3 separate regions of the Homo sapiens genome follow, and all the other regions are linked to region 2. Evidence: chromatin contacts called from ENCODE Hi-C or POLR2A ChIA-PET data. All regions are on one chromosome and are shown on one strand. The core of a region is the stretch at or near the end of the contact, and the rest is flanking DNA. Distances in the headings are between cores, read along the strand shown.

What was found. A loop is a pair of places that touch in the nucleus more often than their neighbours do. ChIA-PET counts read pairs that join two places held with the same protein, here RNA polymerase II (POLR2A). Pooled maps may share reads with other maps.
Region 1: a loop to region 2 is called in a map of Caco-2, with 5 times the contacts of the local background. The contact joins two enhancer-like sites. A Hi-C loop is called at or near these places in 2 of 168 maps with a recorded cell type or tissue (Caco-2 and PC-9) and 2 of 50 pooled maps. POLR2A ChIA-PET finds 5 or more read pairs at or near these places in 1 of 52 experiments (PC-9).
Region 3: a map of ectodermal cell shows a loop between it and region 2 (2.7-fold over the local background). The contact joins two enhancer-like sites. A Hi-C loop is called at or near these places in 4 of 168 maps with a recorded cell type or tissue (PC-9, chondrocyte, ectodermal cell and 1 more) and 2 of 50 pooled maps. POLR2A ChIA-PET finds 5 or more read pairs at or near these places in 6 of 52 experiments (Caco-2, H1, HEK293 and 3 more).

Annotation. Positions count from the first base shown.
Region 1 is chr7:51,374,317-51,378,978 of GRCh38, reverse strand. No RefSeq gene overlaps it. Among named protein-coding and RNA genes, the nearest start is that of COBL, 60 kb to the right of the region's middle. Within about 2 kb of position 2,363, at least 3 of the 41 ENCODE cell types and tissues checked have a DNase peak (open chromatin) inside an H3K27ac peak, as active enhancers do; they include PC-9, where a contact is called at or near this core.
Region 2 is chr7:51,339,367-51,343,642 of GRCh38, reverse strand. No RefSeq gene overlaps it. Among named protein-coding and RNA genes, the nearest start is that of COBL, 25 kb to the right of the region's middle. Within about 2 kb of position 2,987, at least 3 of the 41 ENCODE cell types and tissues checked have a DNase peak (open chromatin) inside an H3K27ac peak, as active enhancers do; they include PC-9, where a contact is called at or near this core.
Region 3 is chr7:51,276,511-51,280,669 of GRCh38, reverse strand. The region is part of intron 1 of COBL (cordon-bleu WH2 repeat protein); the gene reads left to right. Among named protein-coding and RNA genes, the nearest start is that of COBL, 38 kb to the left of the region's middle. Within about 2 kb of position 1,714, at least 5 of the 41 ENCODE cell types and tissues checked have a DNase peak (open chromatin) inside an H3K27ac peak, as active enhancers do.

The DNA of each region.
Region 1 (4,662 bases), core at 1,114-3,613, 36 kb before region 2:
CGTGTATAAATCTTTCCATAAGGGGAGCACTCAATAGTGTTTATTCACCTCCTCCACCCCAACCCTCCCAACCAATTTTCATTCCTCTTTTCTTCCTTTTCTCTGCTCTCACTTGGAGGGTGCCTGCCAAGTGTAGGCACAATCAGAACACCCCAAGCAAAGATGATTTCCCTTTTCTTTGGATAGACTCACTGGCAGAGATAAAATATACTCACTAGATTCAAAAAGATATTTGTGCACCCATGTTCATAGCAGCATTACTCACAATAGTCAAAAGGGGGAAGGAACCAAGTGTCCATCAACAGAAGAACAGATGACAAGATGTGGTCTATCTAGACAATGGAAGATTCTTCAGCCTTAAAAAGGATGGCAGGCTGGGCACGGTGGTTCACATCTGTAATCCCAGCACTTTGGGAAGCCAAGGCAGGCAGATCACTTGAGGTCAGCAGTTTGAGTCCAGCCTTGCCAACATGGTGAAATCCCACCTCTACTAAAAATACAAAAATTAGCCATTAACCAGCTGTGGTAGTGCACGCCTGTAATCCCAGCTACTCAGGAGGCTGACACAGGAGAATCGCTTGAACCCAGGAGACAGAGGTTGCAGTGTGCAAAGATCATGCCACTTCACTCCAGCCTGGGGGACAGAGCCAGACTTCATCTCAGAGAAAGACTCTGTCAAAAAAAAAAAAGAAAGAAAGAAAGTGTCCAGCCTGGGCAACATGGAGAAACTCCATCTCTACTAAAAATAGAAAAATTAGCTGGGTGTGGTGGGCACCTGTGGTCCCAGCTACTTGAGAAACTGAGGTGGAAAGATCACCTGAGCCCGGGATGCAGAGGTTGCAGTGAGCTGAGATCGCACCACGCCACTGCACTCCAGCCTGGGCCACAGAGCAAGACCCTGTCTCAAAAACAAAACAAAACAAAAAAACTAGAAAGTGAGTGATATGGATATGGAATTGCTGCAGCTGTCCTGGAGACACGCCCTTTTGAAGGGAGACCTATGTCAGGAGACTGAATTCTTCATTGGCTGAAACCCCCACTGCTAGGAGGGGCCCACCTGGAAGTCCCCATGCTGCTACCCTGCAATTCCATACTTGGGCACAGTAAGCACAGAATCAGAGATGGGACAAAGGACAGCATGGCGCACTGGGGAGCCCTGAGCCTTTCTGATGGTTACCCTGTCCCCAGGGGCCCCTTTCCTGAGGGCACACCCAGGTGTGAACTTCACTCAGCACAGGCCAGCCCCTCCAGGGCAACCCAAGCCCCTCTCTACCCTACTAGAGAGACAAATGGTGGAAATGGGGAATTGAATGGAGAGCCGAGGGGACGGGACCGGGATGGGAAGAGGGGAGGAGGCTGGGCTGATAAGTAAGAATTGTAGGGACTAAGGACATTTTCCAAGAAATTTTCTCCTAACTTTAATGTAGTTTAGGTAACAAAATAATATATGAAGTATCAATATTGACATCCTCAAAGAGGAGGAAGCTGCACATCAGAGAGCTAGTATAACTGCACGAGGCTGCACAGCAGAGACAGGATCAAAGCAGGTCCAGTGAAAACTCTATAGGCCTCCACTACAGACCCACTTCAGAAATCCACGTTCTAGAATGTTCCAGAACCGATCATGTAACACAGGTGCCAAAGTACAACTGAAAAATAAACTTTAATGTCTTGAGCTCTGCCTTTTTTTTGAAACAGGATCTCACTCTGTTGCCTCGGCTCGAGTACAGTGATGCAAACACGGCTCACTACAGCTTTGATAATCTCCTGGGCTCAAGCAGCCTTCCTACCTCAGCCTCCCGAGTAGCTGGGACTCCAAGCATGCACCTCCACACCTGGCTAATTTTTAAAATTTTTTGTAAAGATGGGGTTTTGCCATGTTGCTCAGGCTGGTCTGGAACTCTTGGCTTCAAGCAGTTTTCCTACCTCAACCTCCCAAAGTGCTGGGATTACGGGAGTGAGTCACTGTGCCCAGCTAAGACCTGCATCTTTTTTTTTTTTTTTTTTTTTTTTTTTAGAAATGAAGTCTGTGTTGCCCAGGCTGGTCTTGAACTCCTGAGCTCAAGTGATCCTCCTGCTTTGGGCTCCCAAAGTGCTAGGATTACACGCATGAGCTATCGCGCCAAGCCAAGACCTGCATCTTAAGAGGGGGACTTTAGACTGCAGGCCTCTTGCTTGCAAGTGAGATATAATTTTCCCAATCCATCCAGAAAGGTCCTTGTATCTTATATGACTCATACTAATTCTCAGAGAGTGATCATCACATTAGAGACTCTGGAGTGTACCCTGCTCATAACCTTCCTTCTGCAGAAAAAAATGTGATTCAGCAGAAAATAATGCACTATCTACACACAGCACACACTTCCTGGTTATCAGATTCTAGCCTTTTGTTGTCTTTGAGCTACTTTACAGCTCTGTAAATTGTAGGCAAATGATATATTGCCCTGTCTAGTAGAGGTTCTCCCTCACTCTCTTGTTGAAAAACCAGTTTCCATTTGCACATTCATTTCACTATTCCTGACCTGTGAATGTGACTGTTCTCAGCTGCCCTGTTGAGCTGGTTATAACGTCACCTGGCCCCCTTATGAGTTAAATAAAATGGTTAATACCTATTCATTTTCTATCTATGTGAAAGTCATAATTTCACCTTTTTTTGAAAATGATCTTGCAACACTTCCTTCATCAGGTGTTTATGACAGCTCCTTTAGGCCAGAAGAGATGCTGGGGTCCCTTGCAGGGCATCCCATCAAGTGGAGTTAAGAGCAGCCGGCAGGTAGCTTCTGTTCCCCAGGGCAGTCTCTGAATGGGAAGGGAGGCAAGGGGAGGAGGAAGAGAAGAGGGAGGGGTTCTGCCCAGTGGATGGGACAAGGTCTTAGCAAGACCTAGCTGCTTAGGCTGGGTGAAGTGGCTCATGTCTATAATCCCAGCACTTTGGGAAACAAAGCAGGGGCATCACTTCAGCCCAGGAGTTCTATTTCAGCCTGGGCAACAGAGAGAGACCCCATCTCTACAAAAACAAACAAACAAACAAACAAACAAACAAAAAACAGCCCAGCATGGTGGCTCATGTCTGTAATCCCAGCACTTTGGGATGCTGAGGCGGGTGGATCATCTGAGGTCAGGAGTTCGAGACCAGCCTGGCCAACTTGATGAAACCCCGTCTCTACTAAAAGTACAAAAATTAGCCAGGCATGGTGGTGGACGCTTGTAATCCCAACTACTCAGGAGCCTGAGACAGGAGAATCATTTGAACCTGGGAGGCAGGGGTTGCAGTGAGCCAAGATCGCGCCATTACACTCCAGCCTGGGCGACAAGAGCAAAAACTCCATCTCAAAAAACAAACAAACAAAAAAAACTAGGTTATCTCTCTGGTTAAGCTCCTAGCCAGCTATTTGACCTTGAGTTTTAACAAGGTCTTTAAGTTTTAAGGGTAAGAAAGTGTGTCAACCTCTTTAAGTTTTGAGGGTAAGGAAGGGTGTCAAAACTAACATTTATTTCCTGAGCTCTTGTTTGTCTTGTCTGGGGTGAGGCTGGAGAGGTGGGATGATTGACCACGCTGGACAAGAAGCTAGGTTTCAGCAGTTAGGCAGTCTACCTGGGATCAAGGCTCCTGATGGCGATACTGACAGTAATAACAAGAGCAGCAGGTACCATTTCTTTGGCACGCATATGCCCATATATATTATCTCATTTAGTCCCCACCACTGCCTGGAAAGAAGGATTAATCTATGATCCTATCATTCAGACAGGAAGACAAAGGCTCAAGGTCACACCACATAAATTCCGGTTCTAAATTTAGCCAAGTAATAAACCCTTTATTGCACTGCCTTCGCCTCCTAGATGTGACAGGGCAATCCTTTGGCCATTGAATCACTTCTTTCCTCACCTGTAAAAGAGAGAGAATTATTACTTTGATCATCACACGTAAAGGAATGCAATGGCAGATGACCAAATGCCATGTGGTTTCTTGAGCTGGATTCTGGAAAGGAAGAAGGGACATTAGTGGAAAAGCTGGTGAAATCCCAACAAAGTCTGGAGTTTGGTGAATCATGTTGTACCAATATCAGTTTCCTAGTTTTGACAAATGTGCCATAGTTGCGTGAGATGTTGATGGAAGGCAAACTGGTGAAGCATGTAAGAAAACTTTCTATATGATCTTTGCAATGTTTCAGTAAATCTTTTTTTTTTTTTTTTTTTTTTGAGATGGAGTCTTGCTCTATCCTCCAGGCTGGAGTGCAGTGGCATGATCTCTGCTCACTGTAACCTCTGCCTCCGGGGTTCAAGTGATTCTTCTGCCTCAGCCTCCTGAGCAGCTGGAACTACAGATGCGCACCACCACACCAGGCTAATTTTTGTATTTTTAGTAGAGACGGGGGTTTCACCGTATTGGCCAGGCTGGTCTCGAACTCCTGACCTCGTGAACCACCTGCCTTGGCCTCCCAAAGTGCTGGGATTACAGGTGTGAGCCACTGTACCCAACACTGTTTGATTTTTTTACAATAAGCCTATGATACTTTTATGATATGAATGAATATATGTTTTTAAAATTCATTTTTCTAAAAAGATAGGCTGAATCCATAAAAGAAAAAAAATAATGGACCAAAACTTAGAGAAAAGATAAGTACTGGCTGGGACTCAGAACTGTGGCCAGCCCTGGGCTGA
Region 2 (4,276 bases), core at 1,738-4,237:
CACTTTGGCCTCCCAAAGTGCTGGGATTACAGGCATGAGCCATCGCACCCGGCCTCTTTGACCTCTTTTTAAAGAGCTTTGTCAGAGATCTTCCTTTACCCAGAACTGCATCCTTGAGGTCCCAGCAGTCTGTCCCAGCCTGACACACAGTCACTGCTTGGAAAAAAATATGTGGGCTGCTGAGGTGGAGTGCTGGGGCTGAAGTTCCAACCCTGGGAATAATTGTGTGCACTTTAACATTGACAATTATTGAACTTCCCAGTTTCTTCATGTGTAAAATAGAGGAGGAAATAATTACTTTGAAAATAATTGAGAATTTTAAGTTAGTCAAGGTGTTTTTCAAAACACTTAGAATGTTGTTTGTTACAGTGTAAACAGCTTTAAAAATTTTACAAGTCTATGATATTTTTGCCAAAAATGCTTTCATCTAATTGGGTGAAAACATCAGACAAACCTGAACTGAGAACAGTCTATAAAAAACAACAGCAAAAGGCTGGGCACGGTGGCTCATGCCTATAATACCAGCATTTTGGGAGGCCAAGGTGGGTGGATCACCTGAAGCCAGGAGTTCGAGACCTGCCTGGCAAAAATGGCGAGACCCTGTCTCTACTAAAAATACAAAAAAATTAGCCAGATGTGGTGGCTCCTGCTGGTGATCCCAGCTACTCGGGAGGCTGAGATACAAGAATCACTTGAACCCGGGAGGCGGAGGCTGCAGTGAGCTGAGATCGTGCCACTGCACTCCAGCCTGGGTAACAGAGAGAGACTGCATCTCAAAAAAAAAAAAAAAAGCAAAAAAACAACTAAAAACCCACAGGAGCTGTCACCGATTGGAGGAAATACTGATGACAGGACAACTAAGTCAATGAGGGACCCTAGTTTGGATCCTGGAACACAGAACACCAGCAGGAAAACTGGTGGCTTTTCAGTAAATTCTATCATTTGCTGGGCATGGTGGCTCACGCCTGTAATCCCAGCACTTTGGGAGGCCAAGGTGGGTGGATCACCTGAGGTCAGGGGTTCGAGACCAGCCTGGCCAACATGGTGAAACCCTGTCTCTACTAAAAATACAAAAAATAGCTGGGCATGGTGTCGGGCGCCTGTAATTCCAGCTACTTGGGAGTCTGAGGCAGGAGAATCGCTTGAACCTGGGGGGCGGATGTTGCAGTGAGCCAAGATCGTGCCACTGCACTCCAGCCTAGGCAACAAGAGCGAGACTCCATCTGAAAAAAAAAACCTGTCATTTAATTACTAGCGTTGCACCAATGTCAATTTCCTGGTTTGATAATGGTGTCATTGTTTATTTAAGATATTAACATGAGAGGATGTTGGGGGAGGACTGCAAAAGAACTCTCTATGCTTTTTTTTTTTTTTTTTTGCAATTTGTCTGTAAGCCTGAAATTATTCAAAAACATTTCAAAATGTTATTTTTAAATGTAAAAACTATCTTAAAGTTATATTTAGTTCTTTTAAAACTTTGTGTTATTAAAAGTGTAATGTATTACTTCATATTATCCTTAATGCCTGAGTTACATGTGTGTCATTTTAAGCACATGCCATTTAGAGAAGGCTGCAGAGAAGGAGAGGACTAAGCACTGACCAGCATTTGCTTTGCCCACTTGCAGGACACGGGTGATTGTGGCAGGGAGCCTGCCTGCAGAAGGCCCCAGAGAGAAGGGGAGGTGGGCGCTGGAAGCAGCAGGCATGGGCAGCTCTTTCATGGAGGGTGGTTCTGGCAGATGCAGAGGGGCTGGGGGCCCCCAGTGGATAATTAAGATGGAATCCATTCCAACATCTTGGTTTGCTGATGAGAGTGATCCAGCACAAAGAGAAAATATGTTGATGGGCGGGGGGATATTGGGGCAGAATTGGAGGAGCAAAGCCCTGGGTGGGAGGAGAGATGGGCCTTAGGAGCAAGAACCCACTAAAGGAGAGATGAGAAAAGGGTTTTCTCGTTGCTTATGTGTCTTCATGCAGTGATGGCCAAAGTCACCAGCTGTTTTAGAGTTCTCCAGAGAAACAGAGCTGATAGAAGATGTGTGTGTGTGTGTGTGTGTGCGCGCGCGCACATGTGTAGGAGAGATTGATTTATTATAGATACTGGCTCCTGTGGTTATGGAGGCTGAGAAGTGCTGTCTGTAAGCCAGACTCAGGAAAGCTGGTGTGTGCTTCAGTCCAAGTCCAAAACCTTAGAAAAGGTAGAAGGGGGGCAATGGTTTAAGTGTCAGTTTGAGTCCAAAGCCCCCAGAACCAGGATCTCTGATGTCCAAGGCAAAGAGAATATGGGTGTCCCAGCTTAAGCAGAGAGAGAGATAATTTGCCCTCCCTCTGCCTTTTTGTTCATTCGGCCTGTCAGTGGAGTGGATCGTGCCTACCCGCATTTACAGGCATTCTGAGGTATAGGACACTGGTAGACTGTACTCTCCAGACAGACCCCCTATGAGGTAGAGCCCAACAAGACAGGTAAGAAACATAGGTCAGGAGTTAGAGTGTGCCTCACCTTCGGGCTTCGCTAATTCCAAACCACTGAGTTGTTTTCCTCCATATCATCTAAGGTGCATGAAGTTGGTTTTTATTTTGCCTTAAGTTCATATCAATTGTTGTTGTTGTTGTTAGGCAGAGCCTTGCTCTGTCACCCAGGCTGGAGTGCAGTGGCGTGATCTCAGCTCACTGCAATCTCCACCTCCCAGGTTCAAGCAATTCTCCTGTCTGAGCCTCCCAAGTAGCTGGGACTACAGGCGTCTGCCACCACACCCGGCTAATTTTTGTACTTTTAGTAGAGACGCGGTTTCATCATGTTGGCCAGGCTGGTTTCCAACTCCTGGCCTCAGGTGAATCCGCCTGCCTTAGGCTCCCAAAGTGCTGGGATTGCAGGTGTGAGCCACCACACCTGGCCTCATATGAAACTTTTAAACATAACAAGATTTGAAAACCACCAGGCATTCCACTTGTCCAACTAATCACTAAAGAATGCACACTCGCTGCCTGAAACTCTCCCCTTTGCACCTCCCATTTTTGTGTGCACCTTGAGTGTTGTCCTCATCTTACACTGAGGACGCTGGAGCTCAGGGACACTAAGAAGCTCACCTGGATCTAATCCCAGATCTGTTCGTTCTTAGTAAATAGCATGAAAAGAATAGCGTGATAAATACTAAGCACAGCATACCTGAAAAATCAAAAGGAAGTGTGAGCTTGGTACCAACTAAGAGATAAGGAATGGAACTCTCTGAGCTCACAGGAGGTGTGTAGACCACAGAGGGCTGTCCGGACTTTGATAAGAACCTTAATAAAGAGTAAACAGTGGATTTCCTTAGTAAACAGTAGATATTTTAAAAAGTAGTTTAAACCTAACGCTTGTATTTAGCTAGGGTATCAGCCCTGTACCAGGGATCATTGTTCAGGTGAGTCCAGGAATATGATGGGAGGTCAGATGGAGTGGAAGAGCATGCTTCGGTTAGAGCCAGCCTTCCTGCATGTTCTTTCATTTGGGGGTTACACGATTTGACTTATAGTTAGAGGAACAATAACTTCTAAACTGGACATCTTTATCTCCAGCACCCTGCTCTCCCAGATATTGAAAACAGGTGGCTTGGGATATATTTGGCCTGCAGATACATATGGTTTAGTTCATAGAGTGTTTTTAAAACAGTTTTACTTAAGTATAATTGACATATAATGAACTGCATATATTTCAAGTGTGCACATTGGTAAGCTTTTTTGTTTTATTTTTTGTTTTGTTTTTTTAAATTTATTTATTTTTGAGACAGTATCTCACTCTGTCACCCAGGCTGGAGTGCAGTGGCACAATCTCGGCTCACTGCAACCTCTGCCTCCCGAGTTCAAGCAATTATCCTGTCTCAGCCTCCCGAGTAGCTGGGACTACAGGCACATGCCACCACACCTAGCTAATTTTTATATTTTTAGCAGAGATGGGGTTTTACCATATTGGTCAGGCCGGTCTTGAACTCCTGACCTCAGGTGATCCACCCGCCTCGGCCTCCCAAAGTGCTGGGATTACAGATGTGAAGCACTGCGCCCAGCCTATGTTGGTAAGTTTTGATATACATTCACACCCATGAAACCATCACTGCAATCAAGATCATGCCCAATCCATTACCCTTTGAATTGCTCCCTCCCCACCCTTTGCTACAATCCCTCCTGAACCTGCAGTCCCCAGGCAAACACTCATCTGCTTTCTGCCACTAGAGATTAATTTGCATTTTCTAGAGTTTTATAAAATGGGATTATCCAGCATGTACTCTCCATATCTGGTTAC
Region 3 (4,159 bases), core at 465-2,964, 62 kb after region 2:
CCTCCCTCTCCAAAGTGTCTCAGTGCTTTCTACTTCCCTAGACCTTTCCTTTTTGTGCTCCAGCCAGAAAACTAGGCTTTATTTACCCTGCTTTGCTGCACATATCCTGTGACTGCACCTACAGACGGGGCAAAGCAGCAGCAGAAAAGAGAAAGGAGAAAAAAGCAGTGGGGTTTACTCCATCCTCTTGGGACCACAGCTCCTCTGATCCGAGAGAAGAGTTTTCCTCTTTTTGTGTTTGAAGCTTTGCGAGTCCCTGTGCTGCCACTGTTGCTGTCACCCACTCTGCCACCTCAGGACTGCTTGTGGACTGGGGCTCATAGGAGCAGGGAGATGAGCATAATAGAGAATTCTCCCTCCTCATTAAACATTAGGGGACCCATTCCCTTCTCTTTAGCCCAGCACTAGAAGGTTTCTCTTGTAGCTCTCTCTGTCTAAGCCATTGCCCACTGCCCAGGTTTCAGGCTGCATTGAATCCAGGATTGGGAAAAAAAAAATGTTAAACTGAGTGCTGTTTTCGTGGTACTTCGAATTCTGGTCTCTAATCCCAACTTCTCAGAGTCATCAAATAGCTGTTCCTTGCATTCTGGCCAGATTTTTTTTGCTGCTCTATGTGGAGGAGAGAGGGCACAATGTGTTATTCCATCTAAATGATTTTTCTTATAAAGTGCATGTTCCTGTTATATTCAGGCAATGGAATATTATTTAATGCTAAAAAGAAATGAGCCATCAAGCCATAGAAAGACATGGAAAAACCTTAAATACATGTTACCAAGTGAAAGAAGCCAATCTGAAAAGGCCACATGCTGTATGATTCCAACTCTGTGACATTCTGGAAAAGGCAAGATAAGATCAGTGTTTGCTGTTGCCAGGGGTCAGGAGGGGGAAAGAGCAGGAACAGAGGATTTTTAGGGAAATGAAAATACTCTGTATGATACTATGATGATGAATACGTGTCATTGTACATTTGTCCTAACCCACAGAATGTGCGACACCACAGGTGAACCTTAATGTAGGTTGTGGACGCTGGGTGATAATAATGTGTCCACAGAGGTTCATCAGTGGCAACAGATGTTCCAGTCTGGTGGGGCGTGGGTTGTCGGGGAGGCTCTGCATGTGTAAGGTCAGAGGGAATACGGGCAATCTCTGCACCTCCCTCTCAACTTTGCTTTGAACTTAAAACTGCTAAAAGAAAAAAGTCTATTTTAGAAAAATGTGCCAGTTGATTTCATATTAAAATAATTGGAGAACCTGGTGAATATAGTTAAAAATTTCAGGTGATTTATTTAATAACAAAGAGGAAACAGAATTATTAAAGAAAGTATAATGCACGTTGGAAGTACATGGAGTAAATGCCACCCATTCCCTTTAGTCTTTAGTAGTTAGTCATGGCTCTCTTAATTAGCTTCTTCCATACATTTTTGGGATTATATCCCTTATGACCAGGGATTTAGTGTAGCTACTTTGAAAGATGCTGAAACTTCATGATGAATTTAAAATGTGTGCCACGCCTTTCCCATACATTTGTCAGGCAGCCTCTCTGTGTATCACTGGGTTTTTAGAAAGCCAAGCCATAGGATTATTCACTGTCAGTGCAGGACTAGTACACAGGGCAGGCCCTGATGGTAATTTGAGTATGACAACAGCTGTATCACTCCTTACAGGACTGCAAGTGTCTTAGGAGAAAAGCATTTCCCCGGCCACCTGCCGCCTGCTGCGTGGGTGCTGTGATTAGTCACAATGTGCATTGTGCTGGGTGTGTTTTGTAGTTTTGTTGTTCCTGTAATTGACAGTTATCTCCAAACTGAAATCGTCTGGAAAAGCAGATGCTACACGTTGGGGGATTTTAATTTTCCTGTTCTCTAGATGATTGGTGTCATTTTCATACTGTAAAAAAGTGTGCTGTTATTTTTGCTTTTGGTAGAAGGGCACATGGTGGGGCTGGTCTATCACTGCCTGGATTTGGAGGCTTGAGTCAAGAACCTGTCTAGGCCAGGTGCCGTGGCTCACGCCTGTAATCCCAGCACTTTGGGAGGCTGAGGTGGGTAGATCACCTGAGGTCAGGAGTTCGAGACCAGCCTGGCCAACATGGTGAAACCCCGACTCTAATAAAAATACAAAATTAGCTGGGCGTGGTGGCACACGCCTGTAATCCCAGCTACTTGGGAGGATGAGGCAGGAGAATTACTTAGAACATGGGAGGCAGAGGTTGCAGTGAGCCGAGATCGCGCCATTGCACTCCAGCCTGGCGACAGAGTGAGACTGTGTCTCAAAAAAAAAAAAAAAAAAAGATCCTGTCTAAATATAGCATGCTTGTCTCCCCAGGCAGCTGGGAGGAGGGGCCTGCATGATCATAGATGAGGGTGCCTTGTCCACCTGGCTCTGGGCTCTCACTGAGCATGCTCTTCCTTGGGACGGCTTCTCAATTCAGCTAATCTCCAGATTAGATTCACCCTGTTTGGTGTGCATGTGTGTGGGAGTCTCTGTGAATGTGGAGCTTCTAAATTTATTTATCATTTGATACGGGTATTGCGTTCTAGTATTTGCAGAGCTGGCACTCAAGGCTGGCCACTATGTTTTTAGTTCAGAGATATGATTCAGAGAGATGATTGTAGTTGAGACGTCCCTAGGGGCCCGCTGTTGATTTGTTGTGTCTCTCTGCTGTACTTCACGCAGGCACAGAGAAGAGATCAGTAAATAACGAAATGAATCTGCCCTATGATGTTGACAGATATGTCCTCTCTTACTTGCTAGTTCCTCAGAGGCAGCTTGGGAATATTGTTGGGTGGTCAGAAAGTATTTAGAGAGTCTGGGCTACAAGTGACATGACTTGTCTGTCCATCTGCTGTGCCTCTTGAGTGTTCTTACCTGGCTCTGTGCCCCCTGCTCTCACAATGCCCTGCCGTGCTGGATCCCTGTAGCAACACTGTAGGGGCGGCATTGTTACCACCTCCATTTGGCAGTGTAGAAACTACAATGGGCAGAGTATTCCACCCTTGTATCTCTCTAGCAGCCCGTCCATCCCTTCCTCTAGCCCGCTGTCCAACTTGCTATTTGTTAGTGTCTAATATACACACCATGAATTAGCCCAAAGTCGGGTGGGCGGGATGAGGGCACCGACTCTTGCTGCGTGTGAGCTGAAGTATCAGAGAGAGATTACCACTGTGTGCTCAACAGTCCTGTCGTCAATTTTTAAAGATATATTTTTTAACTTTTTATTTTGGAATAACAAAGAATTCCCACGTCGTCTTCAGCTAGATGCCACAGATGTTAACAGGTGTGTTTGCTCTATTCTCTCTCTCCTTCCCTCACAAGCACATGTGTGTATTTACACTTCTGCATGCACACATGCACACACACAGATGCACACACATACCTTCTCTCTTAGAGCAAGGCACACATATTCATGAACTCACCCTCAGGCTTCCGTGAGAGCAGACCTAGCCCATTTTAACTTAGTCGGTCATTGGCTTGGGTCCCTGCGCATGTGTGGCCGTCATGGAAACAGGGAAGGCCTTGTTCTGTGCCTTGGCAATGAGCATCCCTGGCCTGGCTCTGGGAAGGATGACTGGCCTGTGATCCTTTCCTCCAGGTGCTGCTTTGGTAGAGGTTGATGATGGGGCCTCAGTGGAGCTGGTGTGAGGACAGGAGGGCTGTGTCATTGTCTTCTGGCCCTCACCATCTGTGTGTTCGCTGCTCCCAGATGCATCTCCTTTTCTGTGGTGCCCTCTCCTACATTTCACCTCTTAGCTGGTCAAATCTTATGAGCCTCAGCTGACTCCTCTCCCTTGTATGGTAAAAGCCACCTCTGAACTCTTCCCTTTCTGGGCCCAGGCACCCTTAAGGGCCAGCCAACACCAGCGTCCAGCTTTCCAGAATGCCCTTGGGTTTTCCTCCCATCTCCTGGAGGTGTCTTCCTTCTTACCTGCCTGCTCACTCTGCAAGGCCTGTTCACATCTCCCCTTTGCCCCACACAGCTGCAGCTCCCAGCCACCCCAGCTCAGCCCTGGCAGTGTTTACTGCGGGCAGTGGGTTGTGTCTGTGTCTCCTTTCATCCCCCACACCTTGTGCAGTCCCTGGCGGGTTGGAGGTGTTCCTTAAAGCTTGTGGAAGGTTTGAACGATAAATGACAAGGACTGGCATTATCAAGAGGGGAAGG